2 separate regions of the Homo sapiens genome follow, and region 1 is linked to region 2. A link is a loop called in an ENCODE intact Hi-C map of the cell type or tissue named here. Cell type or tissue: IMR-90. All regions are shown on one strand. Each heading gives the region's core, and the rest is flanking DNA. Links, peaks and the distances in the headings are about the cores only.

Region 1 (9,701 bases), core at 687-8,686, 62 kb after region 2:
TTTTCTATTTTAACATTTAAAAGCAATAAAAAACACAGTTTTTTTTTTTGGTAGTACAGTATTTGCTGTTGTTACTATTACTGAAACTAATGATCATGTCTTTAAGAATGGACCAGAAGAAATCAGTCACCTATAAGAAGAGATCTGGTAGGTGCTTGTATGGTGGGAAGGGTGTTGGGTGTTAGAAGTGAGTTATAAGACGGGCAGTGTGATATAGAAGAATGGTTGCTGTATTGCAGGCATTTGAGTACTGGCCTTGTTTTTTGCTGTTTCTTGATTTGTCTTCTAAGGTATTTGGTGCAGGTTATTTTGGAATGTGGGCCTTGGCTGCACTTCCCAGCAACTTGCTAAAGCTGTCTCAACTCTGTCAGGTGAGGGAAGCCTTACTCCACTGTCTTTCCCCTGAGAGCTGTGGCTATTTCTTAACTCTCTACAATGACTTCCAAATGCTAGTGAATTCTCTAGGTATGATAACCTAAATAAATAACAATGAAGTGAATACTTCAGTATCTCCAGATACTTGGACTTTAAGGAAAACTATATTGCTTTGAGGAAAGAGACTGACAATGTACTTATTTTGATAAAAAGGAAAGATGACTTTGTGCCTATGAAATTGAGGACAAGCATGGTTGTGGGGTGTGTGTGTGTGATATGTGTTTCCTGGATGTTGGAGGAATATCGTACTCTCCCTTATAGTTCATTTAGGCTCTACAGCAATTAATAGATAATTTTTAAAAACCTTCTGTATTCATTATTTCACTTTATCCTTGTAGCAGTCTTACAGATTAACGTACACAATTATATGGAGAAGAATCTAGAGACCAGAGAAATTAAACGATTTACTAAAGGATATGCAAGTGACAGAACAGAACTGGAGCTCTACCCCAGTAAATCCCATTATCAACCTCCCAATACTTAAGAGCCCTGCTGCAAGCTGAGCTTTCAGAGGGTGTGGCCTGGTGAAACAGTTGCATGCATAGGACTGTAGGGGTTGAAGGAAGCAGGATACAGATAGCATTCTGCTCCCACGTGATTGGTCCACAAGAAATGGTGGATGTTATTGTTATTATATGTTACTCCAGTTATTCAAATTTCAGGAAACATTGAAGGACAACCCTCCTGAGTTTGATGAGATTCTCTAACATGATTATTTCTGCAAAGGCTCTCCTTCCTTCATGCCACCTCACACTTTTTCCCCTTCATTTCGGGTACCTTGATGAGCATAATTGACATCTCAAGCTCTGGTGGCTACCACTGGAGACCTGTTGTGAAGTTGCCCAAATAGTTTGGAGTCCCTGACAAAGATTAAGGGCTCTGGCCTTAGCCGTTCCAGGAGGCAGTGATGTGTGTATGAACAAACTAAGTTTAATCACACAGAGTCATAGTTGGTGCAGTTTATCAGTAACGTAGCATCAAATAAATGACTCCTGGAGAACAGCTCATTCTAAAGCCAGCTGCTTTTATTGCTGAACTCTGATTTCACTATAATTAATAAGAATGTGCTTTCCCATCTTTGGAGATAAGAACAGCATCTCAAAGCCCTCCCACTCCCAGCATTGTCTTGCCATTAATCTATAGGACTCAAGTGGGTTCCATTTCATCAATACCCTGTGGCTTGTGAAACAACTGTCCTGCATGGATAAAGAGGTAGATAATCCTTAGGTCATTGTAAGACCCAGTCTCCTGCTGCTGAAGAGAATATAGCTTCAGGATAACACTAGTAATAATTCAACACCCACCTCCTTACCTAGTAAGGCCTCATATACTTCACACTCTCAGTGCTCTGAAAACAATTCACTGCTACTGAAAAGGGGAGACATTTCTCTCAAGAATGAATCTGATTTTTCTACATAGCTGAGGCCTAAATTCCATGCTCTTTGGATTTTGCCTGTGAGTGTCCCTCTGGGCTTGGCCACATTATATTTTATCTTGCTTATGTCTTTTATTACGTAAGTAATATATTCTCAAATAAAAGATTCAGATAATACAGAAGTATATGAAGAAAAACATGGAAGTCTTTCTCTTTTCTCCTTCCCCATTTTCATTCCTTAGTCCAGAGATAGTGTCATGTTTTTAAACATAAATAATTTAGCATTCTTTAGAATAAAGTTCAAATTATATACATATATATATATCTTTTTGCAACTTGTACATATCTTTTGGAAACTTGTTTTTTCCACTCATCCTTATGTTTATTCATATGGATAAACACAACTTCATTTATTTTTTTGCTGTATGGTCTTCCGTTATGTGAACATACCACAAATTACCTAGACATTCTTCCACTGGGGAATGTTAATCATCTCCAATACTGGCTCTGACAAAGAAAATTGTAATGATCATTCTTATGCATATTGTTTTGTGTAAGACTTGAGTTTCTTCAGAGTACTCACCGATGTGTGGAATTTCTGGATTGTGAAATTTCTGGCTTGTGGATTGTAGTTTATGTGCTATTCAGCTTTAACAAATACTGCTATCTGAAGGTATAATTTTAATAATTCTTTTTTTACACATTTCTCAACATTTGGTATTGTCAGACACTTAACTTTTCCCTGTGATTTTTTGCATTAACTTGCATTTCCCTAGTTGCCAGTGAAGTTGTGAAAATTTTCCGTGTTTTATTAGACATTGATATTTCTTCTTCAGTGACTTGCCTATCTATACCATTTGCTAATTTTTAATTATCAGAATAACATCTGACACAAAGCACTTACTACATGTGTCTAAGGGCTGTTCATATTTAAAGTCACTGAATCTTCATAAGAATCATTTGAAAGAACTCAGCCTAACTCATAAATAGTAAGTGGCCAAACTAGCTTCAAGTCCAGAAAATTTCCTGTGTTTCTCATTAGTTTTAATAATTTGAATATAAATCACTTGGATTTTCTAAAACCTATAATTAAAATTTCAGTGAAGTCGTCTTTTCCAAGACTTACACCTTCATTTAATTTTCTTAGGATTCCTTACTTCTTTTTATGGTCCTTGTCTGATACTGAAATCCAGGCTTTACTTGCCTCCTAAAATGATTGGGGAGCATTTCCTTCTTTTAAATATATATTCTCTGTGATATTTTGCATAATATTAGGATTATCTGTTCCTTAAATATTTGGTAGAACTTGTTCGTAAAGGCATCTGGGCCTTTTTTCACTCCCCCAGTAGGTAAACTTTAAATTATCGATTTATTTCTTAGACAGTTTTGGTCTAGTCTTGTTTATGTATATTTCATTTTGATAAATTACATGTTCTTTAGAAAAGAGTCCATTTGTTCTGTGTTCATGTTTATTAATGTGATTTTTTTCATATTACATAAATTTTACTTTAACATTGCAAAAATTTTTAACCTGTTGAAGAATATAGAAAAATGATATTAACATCATATAATTCCACCAAATTAAACAGGTTAGCAAATATTTGCCATATTTGCTTCAGATTTTTTACTCACTCTCAGAGAAAGGAAGATGAAGAGAGAGAGGGAATGAGGGAGAGAGAAAGGAAGAAAGGAAGGAAAAAAGGGTGAGAGGAGCAAAGGAAGAAAAAGGGGAGGAAAGGAAGGAAGGAAGAAAATATTACAGATACAGCTGGAGATACCCCTTTACATGCTACTTTAATCTTTTTTCCTGAGATAATCCCATCCTGAAGCAAGTGTACACTACATTCCTGTATTATTTTCATAGCTCCACTGTATATTTATATATGCATCTTTAAATAACATACACTATTATATTGTGGGGTAAGCCATATGTGAGAGCTAGAGGCGAGGATTTCCTGGGAACCAAATTAATCCCTTTTTAAAAAAAATAGTATTTTATTTTTATCACATATGAAAGTATTCTTAACAATATACTATTTAGCTTTCCTTATAATTGGGTATTATGCTGTATATAGTCTTCTGCAACTTGCTTGTGTCACTCAAATTATATTTCTAAGAATTGCATATGTTTTTCACATAGTTACATTCATGTTTCACTACTGAATAATATTTTTGTGTGTATTTTTCCAGCTTCTTGATATTAGACACCTTTCTTTCCTTGCTTCCTTTTCTTTATTAAAGAGTAGTTATTGAATACTGACATGCCAGGCCCTATTCTAAAATGTGAAGATATAGTAGTAGAAAACCCAAAGATCTTTGTCTTTGAAGTCTAGATTCTAGAGGGTAAAATAGCTAATAAAGAAGCATATGAATAAAATATGTAGTCTGTTATATGGAGATAAATACTAAGGGAAAGGAGAATTCCAAGCAGAGAGGAGCAAGTTCAAGGATGTTAAGGTAGGAGCATGCCTGGTGTGCTCAAGAGCCTGCGGGGAGGCCAGTGTGGCTGAAAATGTTCAAGATGGAGAGTGGATCCAGCAATCCTACTACTGGGTATATATCCAAAAGAGATGAAATCAGTATGTTGAAGAGATATCCTGCCCTCCCATGTTTATTGCAGCACTATTCACAATAGCCAAGATACATATAAAAAAGAAGGAAGTCCTGTCATTTGTGACAACATGGATGAACCTGTAAGACATTATGTTAAGTAAGCCAGGCATGGAAGAACAAATACCATATGATGTCATTCGAATGTGGAATCTAAAAAAGTTGATCACAGAGAAGTAGAAAATAGAATGGCGGTCACCACAGGCTGGAGTGGTTGGGGAGACAGGGATGTGGAGATGTTGGTCAAAGGATATAAAATTACAGTTAGATAGGAGGAATAAATTAGAGACCTACTTTATAGCATGGTGACTACAGCTAATGACAATATATTGTACTGTCCTGCATAATGACATTTTAGTCAATGATAGATTGAATATAGAATGATGATCCAATAAGATTATAATAGAGCTGAAAAATTCCTATCGTCCTTTTCCAGTAGGGCAAGATTTGGAGGTAGAAGACAGTGATGATAATAATCCTGATCCCATGTAGGCTTAGGCTAATGTGTATGTTTGTGTGTTTTTAACAAAAAGTTTAAAAAGTAAAAAAAAAATCATAGAAAAAATTATTATAGAATAAGAATATAAAGAAAATATTTTTGTACAGCTAATGTGTTTGTTTTGAACTGTGTTATGGAAAACTGAAAACATTTTTTTAAAATTTAAAAAGTTTATAAAGAAATTAGAGTAAGCTATGGTTAATGTATTATTGAAGAAATGTTTTAAATGAATCCAGTGTAGCCTAAGTGTACAGTGTTTATAAGGTCTACAGTACTGAATGGGAATGTGCCAGGCCTTCACATTCATACATTACTCACTCATTGACTCACCCAGAGCAACTTTTAGTCCAGCAAGCTCCATTCATTGTAAGTGCAATGTATAGGTGTACCACTTTTTATCTTTTATACCCTATTTTTACTGTACCTTTTCTATGTTTAGATATCCTTAGATTCACAAATACTTACTATTGTGTTCCAGTTGCCTGCAGTATTCTGTAGAGTAACATGCTGTAGAGGTAGCCTAGGAGCAATAGCCTCTACTGTATGGCCTAGGTGTGTAGCAGGCTATACCATCAGGTCTATGTATGTCTACTCTATAATGTTTATACAAGAACAAAAATCACCTAATGATGCATTTCTCAGAATGTATTCCCATCATTAAGCAACGCATGACTGTATTCTTGAAAAACGCGAACAGAGTGGATGTTACGTGCTCTCGCCACAAAAATAACTGTGAGATAATGCATATATTAATTATCCAGACTTAACCATTCCACAGTGTATATATACTTAAAAATATAATGTCGTGCACAATAAATACATAACTTTTATCTTTAAAAAATAGAAAAATAAGAAAGATAAGGAGAGTGACCAAAGACCCCGTTAGAGAAGTAGGAGATAGAAAGAGTAGAGAGAGAATGCGGGTCTGCAGATCATGGAGGGCTTTGCAAGTGAAATGACGATTTCTATCAGCATCTCTTGGGCTGCTGAGAAAAGTCTGTAGGACTTAGAGTTGAAGCAGAGACACCAGTTAGGAATCCAGGTATGATATGATGGTGGCTTAGCCATATTTTATCTCACTTGTTTCTCACAACAGCCTGTAAGGTAAATATATACCCGTTTTACCAATGAAGAGTTGAGGCTCCTGTGGGGTCAGTAGGCTCTCTATCTAACTCACTGTCACATATCCTGTTTGTGGTGGAGTAGGACTGAAACCTGTTTGACTTAAACTTCTGTTTGACTATTTATATTCCTAGAAATATTTCATGCTTACAGCAAAACTATTTTGCCTCTTTTAAAACCAAAACCACTAACATGGTATCTAGTCCAAATAATCATGGACTAGATTATTGGAACCTGGAATTTTGTTGAGAATCCCAGCTGTATTGTTTCGGCTTTCAGATACTCATGTCTACATAAGGAAGAAGTATCATCGAAAGGAAAACTTAACCCAAAGCATAGCTAAGATAGTATCAGAACTGTGACAGCTATAGTTCTCTGCAGGTACCACCCTCAAAGATTACTCTGTGATTACATGACTGTACTTAGATTCTTTGAGGAACATCTGTTTTTTTTTTTGTTTACTACACCCAAACTTAGAAAGGGCCATGACAATTTGTTGCCCTCCAGATTCAGTTTTTGTAATTGCCCATTAAGGGTGATTGCTAACAGTGTTTAATCAAAGGAATTTTAAATGGGGTTTCGTGGTTTAGGATTTCAAAGTCTTCTATAAATCTTAGGGAGCCACTGTTGCATGGTATATTTGATAGTGTGGTCTTTGCGGAATTCATATGGTGTCATGAAGATTTGAAGCAGAGAGGAAACTGAAAAATTACTTAGTGCACTACCTTTATTTTATAAATGAACAAAGTGAGGAAAAGAGAGGCCATTGGCTTAAAGTTGTTCATTGTTTCAGAACTGAGCAAAGATGTTGTGAGAGACCCTCTAATATATCTGAAGGAAAAAGTCTTTAGATATCAGATTGGCATGACTGTCTTACTCTCTGGATGTGTGACCCTGGAAATGTTATCTGAACTTTATAAACCTCAGTTTCTTCATTTGTAAGTTCTGGGTAATAACTGTCTTGTAGAATAGCTGAGGAAAATTATAAATATGTCAAAAGCAGCCAGGTAGGACTGTAAGTACTAGCTATAATTTATATTGCTTTTTCAGCTCAACAGTCTTTTCAACTCTACTTTCTAAATTACTTGCCTCCAAGTCTCAGTCTAAGCCAAACTTTAAACCTCATCCACACTGACAAGAAAATCAGCTTTGAAAATAATCTTGAAATGATGTATTTTATGAAGGGGATGGGTGTAACTGGATTCTTCACTCCTCCCACTCCAGATCTACTTGCTCCTCTCCTGCTTTCTTCCAAATAATGTCTTACCAGAACTAATGGAAAAATTATCCTGGTCTTAATGATTCCCATCTGGTTATATATAAGTAATCAATCAAATTCTGCCAAAAATTAGCAAATATATTTCATTTTTAATAATAGACATGACAGATAGTTGCTAGCTGGTAGGTTTGCTGGAGGACACTCACAGGAGACCAGTTTTTCCCAAGATACACTTAGAAGCAGTAGAGAACATTTAAACCTCACAGATGGTACTTACTAGCTCTGTGTCTTTAGGCATATTATTCAGTCCTTCTGAGCCCTGCTTCTTCAGCTCTAAAAGGTGAGTCACAATAATCATTTATTTGGAGGCTAGTTGTGAAGATTAAATGATGTAACAGAGGTCGAACACTTAGCACAGTGGTTTACCCTTTCCATGGTTTTAGCTACTTGCAGTCAACCACAGTCTGAAAATATTAAATGGAAAGTTCCAGAAAGAAACAATTCATAAGTTGTAAGTTGTGCACCTGTCTGAGTAGCATGATGAAATGTCTTACAATTCCACTCCCTTCCCCCCAGGATGTGAATCATCCCTTTGTCTAGTTACTTCTATATACTACCTCCCCCTTAGTCACTTAGTAGCCATCTTGATAAGATCAACTGTTGGGAGAATGCAGTGCTTGTGTTCAAGTAATCCTTATTTTATTAATGGCTCCAAAGTACAAGAGGAGTGATTCTGGCATATTGTTATAATTGTTTTATTTTGTTATTGGTTATTGTTATTAATCTCTTATGCCGTACCTAAAATTAAACTATTATCATAGGTATGTATGTACAGGAAAAGCATAGAACCTATACAGTTTGGTACTATGTAAGGTTTTGGGCATCCACTGAGGGTTTTGGAAGGTACTGTCCAAGGATAAGGGGGAATTACTGTATAGGACTATTTATACAATGGGTGCCAAATAAATACTCTGCACATCTTCCCTCCAAGGACTACTGTCTCATTCAAGCTTCAAAAGTTGACAAAGAACCATTAAATGAGCGTTATAAAAAGCAAAGCAAAATATATCTCTGAATCTTTTTATTGTTGAAACCCAATCATGATGGGTACTTGCTAGTTTTTCTTCTAAAACATGGTTATGACCATATTAGCATAGAAAAAAACATTTGGGTGGTTTGATTTGCCATGCTTTGTTTGCAACAAGAAAATAATTTGTATTTTTATTTAAAATGTCTTGCAAGGAAGCAGACATCAGGAATATTTACTCAATAGCTGCTTGACTGATACCATTAGACCTCATTCCAGAGTGGCCTGGCAGTCCTGAACTGTAACACCAAGTATCACACATTGTGACTTATCTTTCCACAGTGAAAGAGATGTGGGAACAATTTCTTTCCCTCTCTAGGCAAAGTCTCTGTCATTTCAGTGACACCTGGAAATGGGTGGAGTGTTCAGGTGTTTCAGCAGAACTTTTTCTATCACTGAATGGACGTGGCCTTTCTGTCTTTTCCTAGGTTCACTGTGGTTGTCCTTTTATTCTCTTCACTCTCCTTACTCATTTTCATCTTCGGTTTGTGGATTAAGAAGGGGAGGGGATGGAGTAGGAGAGAGACATATCCTGAACTCTGTGGCGTCTATTTCCCCCTATTCTTTACTTGTAGTACTTGGGGCTCTTCCGGCTGGTTTGTCAGAACTGGATACAGACACCTTGGGCATTTCTAAGCTTGTCCGGGCACAGGAGCAGCCATGGGTTTGGAGAAATATGATCATTTGAGCCACCCTTCCTTCCCGGCTCAAATGCTAAATTACATGGCATTGTAAACATTTGTTACATTTAATTTTTGTTGCCAAATGCGTTTTCTTAAGTATGGGAAAATGTGCCTGAAGATTTGTGTTTTGTTTAAGAGTGATAATTCAATAAAAGATTTTAGGCTGCTCAATTCTATAATACTTAAAATACTCAGTGATGAGGATTTAAAATGCGAGTAACCAAGCAGCTCAAGATAAAGCAAAAGACTTTTTGGGTTTGCTTTCATCTTTTTATTCTTGTGAGCATTTATCTTTCAGCAAGACTTAAAGAGATTTGCCATTTAATATAATTTTAATATTTTGAGATCTAATTGAGTATAAAAAAGGTATGTATTGTCTTCTCACTGAACTCTGCTCTGTGTGGGCATTTGAGGAATATGTAGGATTATTGATGAAGACAGTTAGAAAGCTGGCATGTAGGAATAAATTCTACATCTGTTACCCTTTGGCTGACAGAAGCCACTCGCATCTTCAGAACATGTTTTCTTACCCCGAACCAAGGCTTGTGCCTCCAAAACTTTTTTTTCTTTTAAATAAAATATAGCCAAGCTGCAGCTCTTTGTGATGTTTCACACTAAGTCAAGTAAAGAAGACAGTTTTATTGTGCCCTATCACACAAGCAGCCATATTT
Region 2 (9,701 bases), core at 1,099-9,098:
TAGTTTTTCCCATATAATTCTCCTGGTTTTCCTTTTCTCTTTCTCTATTTCTCTCTCTTTAGTCGTCAAATCTTTGGTTCCTGGAACAGTGCCTAGCATATAGTAAGTGCTTAACAAATATTTATGGGATGAATAAATAAACCTAAACTGAACCAGAATCTTAGTCCCAATTTTAATTTCTAAAGAAAGAAGGAGACCTAACTTGATAAAAATTTAAGAATAGATCAGAATTCTGGAACTCTTCCTGTTAAGTTTTATTCTGCTGCCTGCCCTCAGGAACTCCATGTGTCTCCAATGTGTCCAGAATGTTGTTCTCCAAAGCCTGCCTCTTTCACTCAGAGTGATTTCCCAGTAACTATTCACTACTGTATGTCAGGAGCTGTGTGAGTGCTTTGCAGGTCCTATGTAGCTAGATTCCCACAACAAACTTATGAGGAGGTGATATTCTGATTTACAAAGTAGACTTGGGTACAGAAAAAGCTTTGGCCAAGAATCTACATCTGGGAATCTTGTTAGGATCTGGGATTTAAATATAGGTAGAGTAAATCCATACCCTCATGGTATGCTGCCATCTCTCCCTGCCCTAGGTTCCAGAACATTCTTGATTTCTTCTCTCTTCTTCAGAAAGCCATCTCTTTCCTTAGTGTTAACATTAGACAAACTATCTGGCTTATGCAGTAAGAATATACTTATGAATAATTTATTGTCTTCAGCATTGAGGATGTGATGCTGGCATTCTAACCATTGTGATGCCTTTTGTTTTGTGACTATGGTCTCATAACTTACTATTCTGTACATTTACAAACATTTATGTACACATTTATGAATATTTATGCTTATAAATAGTTCTTACTAAAAAGATGGCTTTTACATAGACTGTGTTATGTTGGTTTGTCATTTCTTCTGCACTTGCCACACCACTCACCATTGCATTTATTGAACAGCTATTAAGAGCCTGACACTATGCTAGACACTGGGATTACAAAGATTCTCAAACATGGGTGTACAAGTCCTTCCCCAGTTTAAGTTTCTTTAATGTCTCTTCATTTTCTTAAGATAAATTGCAGACACCTAAACATGACTTTTAATGATGTGGCTGCTGCCCCTCTCTCATTTCGTCTCATTCCCTATTTCCTTTCTCCATTTCTCATTTTCTCTCTTCTTATTCTCTACGGTCAACTCACCTCCCACTGCCCAAATAAATGACCTCTCCTGAAATACTTGCAGTCATTCCGGTCTCTAGGTTTAGCACTCACCATTCCTCTGCTTGGAACACTATCCTTTACATCGTCAAAATTGATTTTAGTTTTCAGCTTAGATAGCATTTTCTGCAGGAAGCTTTTCTTATCCTCAGAGTCTGGGTGAGGGGGCACTTCTCAAGACTCCTGCACACCCTGTGCTTTCCTGATTACAGACAGGCAGGGATCCACTTTCTCTTTTTCATCATTTTATGACCCCAGCCAGCATAGCACCATTCCAAGCAGAGACAATGGCGAGTGGGGTGGTGAGAGGCTGGAAGAGGAGGGTGTGTTTGGGAAACTGCAAGGATTTTGATTTGGACTTTTGATGCCCCCCCTTTTTTAATCAGAGGAAAGCATACCATTTCCTTTCAATTAACTGTTAGTATTAGCTTGATTTATCTTGCTGGGGTTTTTGTTTTCCTTTTCTAGAAGGGTAACAACTCAGGAGCCCTTCTTCTCCTTCGAGGTCAAAGTACACTAAAATCCTCTAGAGAGCAGATGGAATTAGTGACGGAACATAACGTATTGTTTGCAAAACTCACTGCTTTATCACAGAGTTTGGAAGCTTGTCAACTTCAAAATCCCTTTGTTGAAAGTTATGTGTTCCCCAAAAGAAAAAGAAGCCACCCTGGAATCCTGTGGATTAATCACGGGGAGAATGAAGCTACCATTGAGTCCCTGTATGTGTCCAGATGGAGGTTCCAGCTGTTTTAGAAGCCACCAGCTGATTGTTATCTCAGCCTTGGATGTTAGAGGCAGGATCAGAAAGTGTAAATTCCAGACAAGGACTTTGGGACCCTGGAACAGTGAGTATCCCTTCCCCGTATTGGTTCTCTAGCAGGCGAGGATACAGGGAGCCATTTGTTTTCTTTTTCCCCTCTGTACAACTGACCCAGAAATGTTTGGCTGTACTTCATACAAAATACAACAATAAAGAGTTATTTTCTGGCCACTTGCCACTGGAGCCCCCGCTTTTCCCCAGAAGCACAGAAGGAAGGAGCCCAGGTGATGGCCGTCAACCCTGAAAGCCGGGCACCAGGATACCCAGTTTGCAAACTTGCGCGGGTCTCACTTCTGGTAGGAGGGGATATGCCTTGGGTCCTGGACACACAGGATGATCCCCCTGCAGAGGGGACCAGGGATGCCTGTAAAGATGCTGAGACCAACAATGACAACGAGTCCACATCAACACAGGGAATTTCTGAAGAAACAGACATGGTGATGCCACGTGGGCTGTTAAAGAATGTTTCTTAGGAAGCTGACTTTCCAGAAACACATGACATGGAGAAGCATCAGAAAATCTCCACAGAGAAAAAAATTAAAGGAAAAAGATGAGAGAAGCCACTATGCAAGGAAACCCTTCAGATGTGAGGAGTATGGGAGGTGCATCAGCTTTTTCTCTTAGTGTGTCAGACAACAGAGAATCCACACTATCCATGTAAGGAGTGTGGGAAATCATTTAATGGCAATTCTTCATTGATTTGTCATCAGTCCATATTGGAGAGAAATCTTATCAGTGTGAGGAGTGTGGGTGAGCTGATAATAATAGTCAATCTGATGAGTCATCAGAGAATCCATAGTAGGGACAGACCCTAACTCTGCAAGAAGAGTGGAAATGGCTTCCCCAGTAGTTCCAAATTGGTTATACATCAGAGAATCCATACTGGGGAGAAGACCGATGAAGGTAATGAGTATAGAAGAGATTTTGCTGTTAAATCCACATAATGTCGGCATCAGAGGATCCACAGTGGAGAGAAACCCTGAGTGTAGCCAGTATGGGAAGATCTTTAGGACTTTCTCCCATCTGTACCATCTAAGAGAAGCCTGGGCTAGATCTTAGTTCTTTTGGGGTCCCAGCATTTTTAACCTCCTTTTCATGGTAATTATTCCTACTTCTGATTTTTTCAGTAACGTGAATCAATAAATTTCAGTGGGTGTTCTTTCTTTAAAAAGTAATTTCCTTGAACCACACATCTTACATGCTTTAATTTCTGAGCATCACAACAAGATCTGTGCACATAATGGATGTTATGAGATAAACATTGGGAGTTTTAATTGCAAAACTAAATTTTATACATGGTGGGTCTTTACAGTTTGATACTTACGTTTGACTTAAAAAATAGTATTTTTTATTTATCACTTCTCATGACTCATCTGTGAATATTCTGGGTGAGAGTGAGAAATTTAAATGGTGTAGTAGGGGAATGTTATGTGGTAGTAAGTATTGCGTTGTGACTGTCAAATGTCATCAGCTTAACATCTGATCTGATTCCTGCTTTTAGCAGGACAAAAGTAGAGCTACAGAGGAAAAAAATGCCAATCAGAAGAAGTTCTCTCCCTAGCTTCTTTCCAGGAGGACCCCTAGAACTCCACCTTTGATTTCTGACTGCATTTTTCTTAAATTCCCCAGCAAATCCAGGAGTGTGTGGTGCATCTATTCTCTTTGCTGCAGTTGATGGTATCTTCCCAATGCAGGGGTGCACCTGTGGCTCCCCCTCTCCAGAGCTGCCTCATCACATTTCTCTCTGCTTGATGCCTGCTGCAACTGCCAGGGACTACAGTCAGTATAACCACCACACACAGCGTCAAGACCACGGCTGCTCTCCGCATAGAATCTGCCCAATAAGCCTGCAGGAAGAAGGAGGAAAAAAAAGCAGTGCTCAGCTGAAAATAGACAGTTATGATTATATTATTTGGACCCCCAGAGCCAGTCGTATCTGAAGCAAACCCTACCTATTAGTCTGTTACGCTCACGCTTGCTTGAATGGCCTTTTTACTACCCTCAAATCTCAACTAATGAAGGTGCCAACACATCATCTCATGCTGTGGTCATAAAAGAAAAACAACAAAAAAACCCTGACTCTTCCTAGAAGTTGAATGCTTATCTCTTGCTAGTCCCAACTAAGTTGCATGGTAGAGGTGAAAATCTGTTTTCACCTCTAAGCTCTACTTTTGTTCTGTTGGCTTAGTTATTGGACACTAAGAGGCTCAAGACTGACATTTTTCCAGCTTCAGTGCCCCAGCAGAAAGAAAGCATTTTTTTCTTAAAGCACTGGTATAAAGATTCCAAGATTGGCTTGGCTCCAATCAGAGACCAATCCCTGAAGCAATCATGGTATGTAGGTTTCTTAGTTCACTTGTGCCTCTCTAACAAAATACCACAGATTGGGTAATTTATAGCAACACAAATGTATTCTTACAGTTCTGGAGGCTGAGAAGTCCAAGATCAAGCACCAGCAGATTTGGTGTCCGGTGAGGCCTGCTTTATCAGTGGCAGCATCTTCTCATGGTGGCATTCTCATATGGCAGAGGACAAAAAGGGGCCTAAGCTAATTCCCTTAAGCCCTTCTATAAGGCACTAATTCATACATGAGGGGGAGCCCTTGTGGTCTAATCACCTGCTAAAGGCACCACTGCCTAATAACATCACAGTGGGGATTGTTTCACCATAAATTTGGAAGGGAAACATTCAAACCATAGCAATAGGATGAACGGAGCCTCTGATGGGGCAGGCCTGATCTCATGCTCATCCTTGGAGTGATGGGGTCAGCACCATCAGAACAGAAAGATTTATGAAGAAAAGGATTATGGGAAAATCTGCCCATTGTTCACTGTAGGGCTACTCCTTGCCTTAATCATGGGCATTGGGCAAGGTTTTTGGGAAATTCACAAAGACTCCTTTGCTTCTGGGGAAGAGAGGCTATACATCAGAGTTGTGATATGGGTGTATGGTGAGATCCTATTGGGTTGTGCTCATATGAAGTTGGTCAGACTTCCCACAGAGTTGGTAGCCACTGATGGTAAAAGCCCTGGGGATGGGTGAATATAAGAGAATCTGACTTGGCATGTAAGAAGTATCTGATTCATGTTCCCTCCCTATGGAAACCTTGCTTGCAGAGTGATGGTATGCTTGTCAATATTCTCTGATGTACTTCTATGAAGTAGACAGGTAAGCTATTGAGGAGGTAAGGAAGTTGAGGACACAAAGTTGAATTATACACGGTAGGTTTTTCTCTCAAGGAGTTTGAATTCAGACATATCCTCACTTGACAGGTAGGAAAATGAAATGAAAAAGAAATGGTAATTATCTCTGAGCCATTCAACTAAAACATGGCAAAGCTGGACCTATCAACAAAAATTCCTAGTTTCTATTCCAAACAAACTCTACTGCTTTTACTAATTATTGAAGTATTAAAACAGCAAATGACTGGCATACCTAGTCATGAGTCACCAGAGTTTCAAATTTAAACAATGCCATATAGTCGGTAGTGATTCGTAAATTCTTCTGTGATAACACTGTATAATTGAAGATACACCTGGGATGGGGCTTTTTGTTACACTTGCAGCATGTAAAAGGAATGACAAATTTATCGTCAAATAATGTTGATCCCTCTAATTAAAAAACAAAATGACTAATTGTGATATCTTTAGAAAATAGTTATACCAAAACATGCAAATAAATAACATAGTATGTAATCTTTTTTTAACCTTAATATGTCATGACTACCTTCGTACACCATTTAATATTCTTCTACATCTTCATTTCAATATGTAGTATTCCATTATGTGATAACATAATGTATTTAACCAGTTATTTTTGGACACTGATTTTCCCAGTTTTTCACTGTTAAAAATGATGCTTTATGAAATAGCCATAGAGCTCCATCTTTGTGAAATACATGATTATTTGTTTGTAATAACTTCAACATGAATTCCTGATGCATATGCATATCAGCATGTGAGACTGCTTATTTTTTTCCATTTTGAACCCTGTCTATTATAACTTTAAAATATTTGCTCATCTGATGGGAGAAAAATATAAACCCTCATTTTTGAGTACAGGAAAAGCTTTCTTTTACTAAGACTCCAATCCAAGTAAGGATAAAGTTAACATGTTTACCTGGCTCTTATGCATACTCATTGCAGTATATTTGAAAAATGGCCACAATTATTTTTTTCTTCCCTATATCCAACATTTTTGTAGTGTGATTTTGCAGTATCCTCCATCAAGGGGTGAAGTCTATTTCCTCAATACGTGAGGCTAGACCTGTGACTTGCTTTGACCTGTGGAATACAGCAAACAACAACAAAAAAATGTTTTACTGTGTCTGAGCTAGGCTCTGTTTGCTTTCTTGGAACCTCATGATCGTACTGTATAAATAAATCTGGACTGCCTAGGGGATGGTGGGAGATGCATGGCCCAAGTATTCTATCACCCAGCTGTTATCCATTCAACTCCCAGAAGCAGAGTTACATAGCTGATATGATTTTTCAATTAAAATATCCAAGCTCACAAATATGTGAGTGAGCCCAGCTGAGATCAGAAGAGCCACTCATGTAAACACAGCCTAAATTGGTGACTGTAGATTCATGAGAAAAATAAGTGATTATTTTAAGTAAATTTTAAGACCGTTTATTATCCAACAAAAATGAACAGAAATACAACACCTATTTAGGTGGAGAAGATACATTCATACTTACTGAAAGATTTTCTTAATTAAAAACAGGAAGAATGTTTCAATAACAAAGATCAAATCATTAGAAGCATAGTATTTATAAAGTGATGAAAATACGTCTTGAGTTCTATTGGTTATTAAATTTATGAATTGATGTTTCCTGTAAATACCTTCTAGAATTGTTATAGATGAGGAATTCTGAGAGACTGTAGTTTAGTAGAAAGGATCCCTTGGATGAGAATATGACTATGGAGGGTTTAGTTTTAATTCTGCAACCAGAAATCCATGTGAGTGGAGACAAGGTATTTTATTTCTCTGGATTTCAGTTTGCACAACTGCAATATAAAGAACTTGTAATAACAACAATAGCTAAGATTTATTGACTGTTTATTATGTGACAGGCACTGCTTTATGGACTTTCACATATCTTATTTCTTACAGTTGTGCTTTGACTTCTATCTGTAAAAGTATAATAATAGTGCATTCTTTGTTGTGAGGCTTCAGATTGCTCTAATTAGTCTCTGGGGTTTAACAACCCTAACAGTCTAAGACTAATCATTTTTCCTTTATAAGGCAATGCAATTAATCAGAATACTTACTTTGTTTTCATCTAGCAAATTGATTGCTATGTAATTATGAAGAGTTTTTTTTCTCCAAGAGATCCTTGTTGCATTGGGGATCTTTCAGGACAGAATTTCTTAAGCTCATGCCAATAAGTCTTATAATATATTTAAGGGAAGACATAAAGATAAATAGTAGATCAGTAGTATATGGATAAATGGAAGGTCAAGGCAATTTCCAGGCTGGGTTTTGAGAACAGTCAAAATGTTCAGGGAAAATCTAATAAATTAAAGTCATACAGATGGTAAAAGTACTGACTATTCTGAGTGACTTTCATATCAACAGATGCTAAAGTAGGGGCAATTTTATACCAGAAGCAGCCTGTCAATTGCTATGCTTCTTGCAGAACACAAACCTAGCCATAAAGAAAAAATTTGATTCATGGACTCGGTTATAAAGTTAAAAATTTCTTTATCAACAGATGCCATTAATCGACTAATAAGGCCAACCATAGAAAAAATTTGCACTACCTGCAGGTACTAGTATTCACAACACATAGAAAGCTCCCACAAGTCAAAAGAAAAAAACATGTGAATAGAAAAATGGGCAACTAAGACTTGATCAGGCACTGATAAAAATGAATATCTAAATAACTAATACATTTTTTAAAAGGTACTTGAACTCATTAGTTATCATGGAAATTATATTAAATCACAATAACCAGAATGGCTAAAATGAAAAAAGACAATACCAGATGTCTGCAAAGATACAGGGTAACTGGAACTGTCATACACTGTTGGTGGAAGTGTAACTTAGTACACCGCCTTTGGAAAGCTGCTACACTTGCTAAAGGTTAAGGTGTGCATACCCTCTCACCCAGTTAGTCTACTCTTAGTTATATACCCAACAGGAAATGAGTACCTTATGTTCACCAAAAGACATAAGGGTATTTTTAGTAATACTATTTGTAATAGAACACAACTGGAAATAAATAGAACAAAACTGGAAAGAAACACAAGTAGGTAAAGAGCAGCATAGTCATACAATGAAATACTATATGCTAATAAGAGAATAGACTACAGCTACACACAACATGGATGAATCTTGCAAACATGTTAAGTAAAAGCCTCCATGCACAGGAGAGTACATGCTTCATTATTCCATATATAAAGTACAAAAGCAAGCAAACGTAATGATGGTGTTAAAAGTCACTGGAATGGTTATTTTGGGGAGGAGAGTAATGGCTGTGAGGGGCAAGTATTTATCTTAGAAATTTTAATAACTAGGAGATGGCATGAATAGAGTGCTAAGATCTCATGTTCTCTCTTCCTTTCTAAATGGGAATTATACAGGTGTGTTCACTCAATAGTTTTTGAGCTATTTGTGATGTGTATACTTTATTATACTTCAATAATTTTTTTCTAAACACTCTTCCAAAAGGCTCCTGCAACTGATAAATGACTTCAGTGAAGTTTGAGGATACAAAAATCAATGTACAAAAATTAGTAGTATTTCTATATACCAATTAACATTCAAGCTGAGAGCCAAATCAAGAACACAATCTCATTTGCAATAGCCACCAAGAAGAAACAAACAAAAATCCTAGGACTACATCTAACCAAGGTGAAAGATCACTACAAGGAGAACTGCAAAACACTGCTAAAAAAAAAAAATAATGGATGATGCAAACAGAAAAATACTTCGTGCTTATGGATTGGAAGAATTGGTATCATTAAAATGGCCATACTGCCCAAAGCAATCTACAGATTCAGTGCTACTCCTATGAAGCTACCAACATCATTTTTCACAAAATTAGAAAAACATATTCTAAAATTCATATGGAACCAAAAAGCCGGAATAGCCAAAGCAACCTTAAGCAAAAAGAACAAAGCTGGAGGCATCACATTACCTGACTTCAAATTATACAAGGCTACAGTAACCAAAACAGCATGGTACTGGTAAAAAAAACAGACACATAGACAAATGGAACAGAATAGAGAACTCAGAAATAAAGCTACATTCCTACAGCCATCTGATCTTTGACAATGTTGACAAAAATAAGCAACAGGAAAATAACTCCCTATTCAATAAATAGTGCTGGGATAGCTGGTTAGCTGTATGCAGAAGAATCAAACTTTACCCTGACCTTTCACCATATATAAAAATTAAGATAGATTAAAGATTTAAATGTAAGACCTCAAAGTACAAATCCTAGAAGAAAACCTAGGAAACAACATTCTGGACATTGGCCTTGGGACAGAATTTATGGCTAAGTCCTCAAAAGCAGTTGCAACAAAAAAATTGACAAGTGGGACCTAATTAACTAAAGAGCTTCTACACAGCAAAAGAAATTATGAACAGAATAAAGACAACCTACAGAATGGGAGAAAATATTTGCAAATTATTCATGTTACAAAGGTCTAACATACAGAATTTATCAGGA

What was found. Peaks named below come from ENCODE experiments on the same cell type or tissue, not always from the same donor. Only the 100,000 strongest peaks of a DNase experiment are listed, where the experiment ranks them.
Region 1: a loop joins it to region 2, with 2.0 times the contacts of the local background. A loop is called at or near these places in 3 of 110 quality-filtered maps.

What each region holds. Positions count from the first base shown.
Region 1 is chr2:39,989,123-39,998,823 of GRCh38, forward strand. The region is part of intron 2 of SLC8A1-AS1 (SLC8A1 antisense RNA 1); the gene reads left to right. Among named protein-coding and RNA genes, the nearest start is that of SLC8A1-AS1, 76 kb to the left of the region's middle. In IMR-90, for the core only: no CTCF peak of the experiment used is centred there; DNase peaks (open chromatin) are centred at 1,399, 2,389, 5,219 and 7,839; H3K27ac peaks cover 1,050 bases.
Region 2 is chr2:39,926,927-39,936,627 of GRCh38, forward strand. All of the region lies in intron 2 of SLC8A1-AS1 (SLC8A1 antisense RNA 1), which reads left to right. It also overlaps the pseudogene LOC100419512. Among named protein-coding and RNA genes, the nearest start is that of SLC8A1-AS1, 14 kb to the left of the region's middle. In IMR-90, for the core only: no CTCF peak of the experiment used is centred there; no DNase peak of the experiment used is centred there; H3K27ac peaks cover 1,678 bases.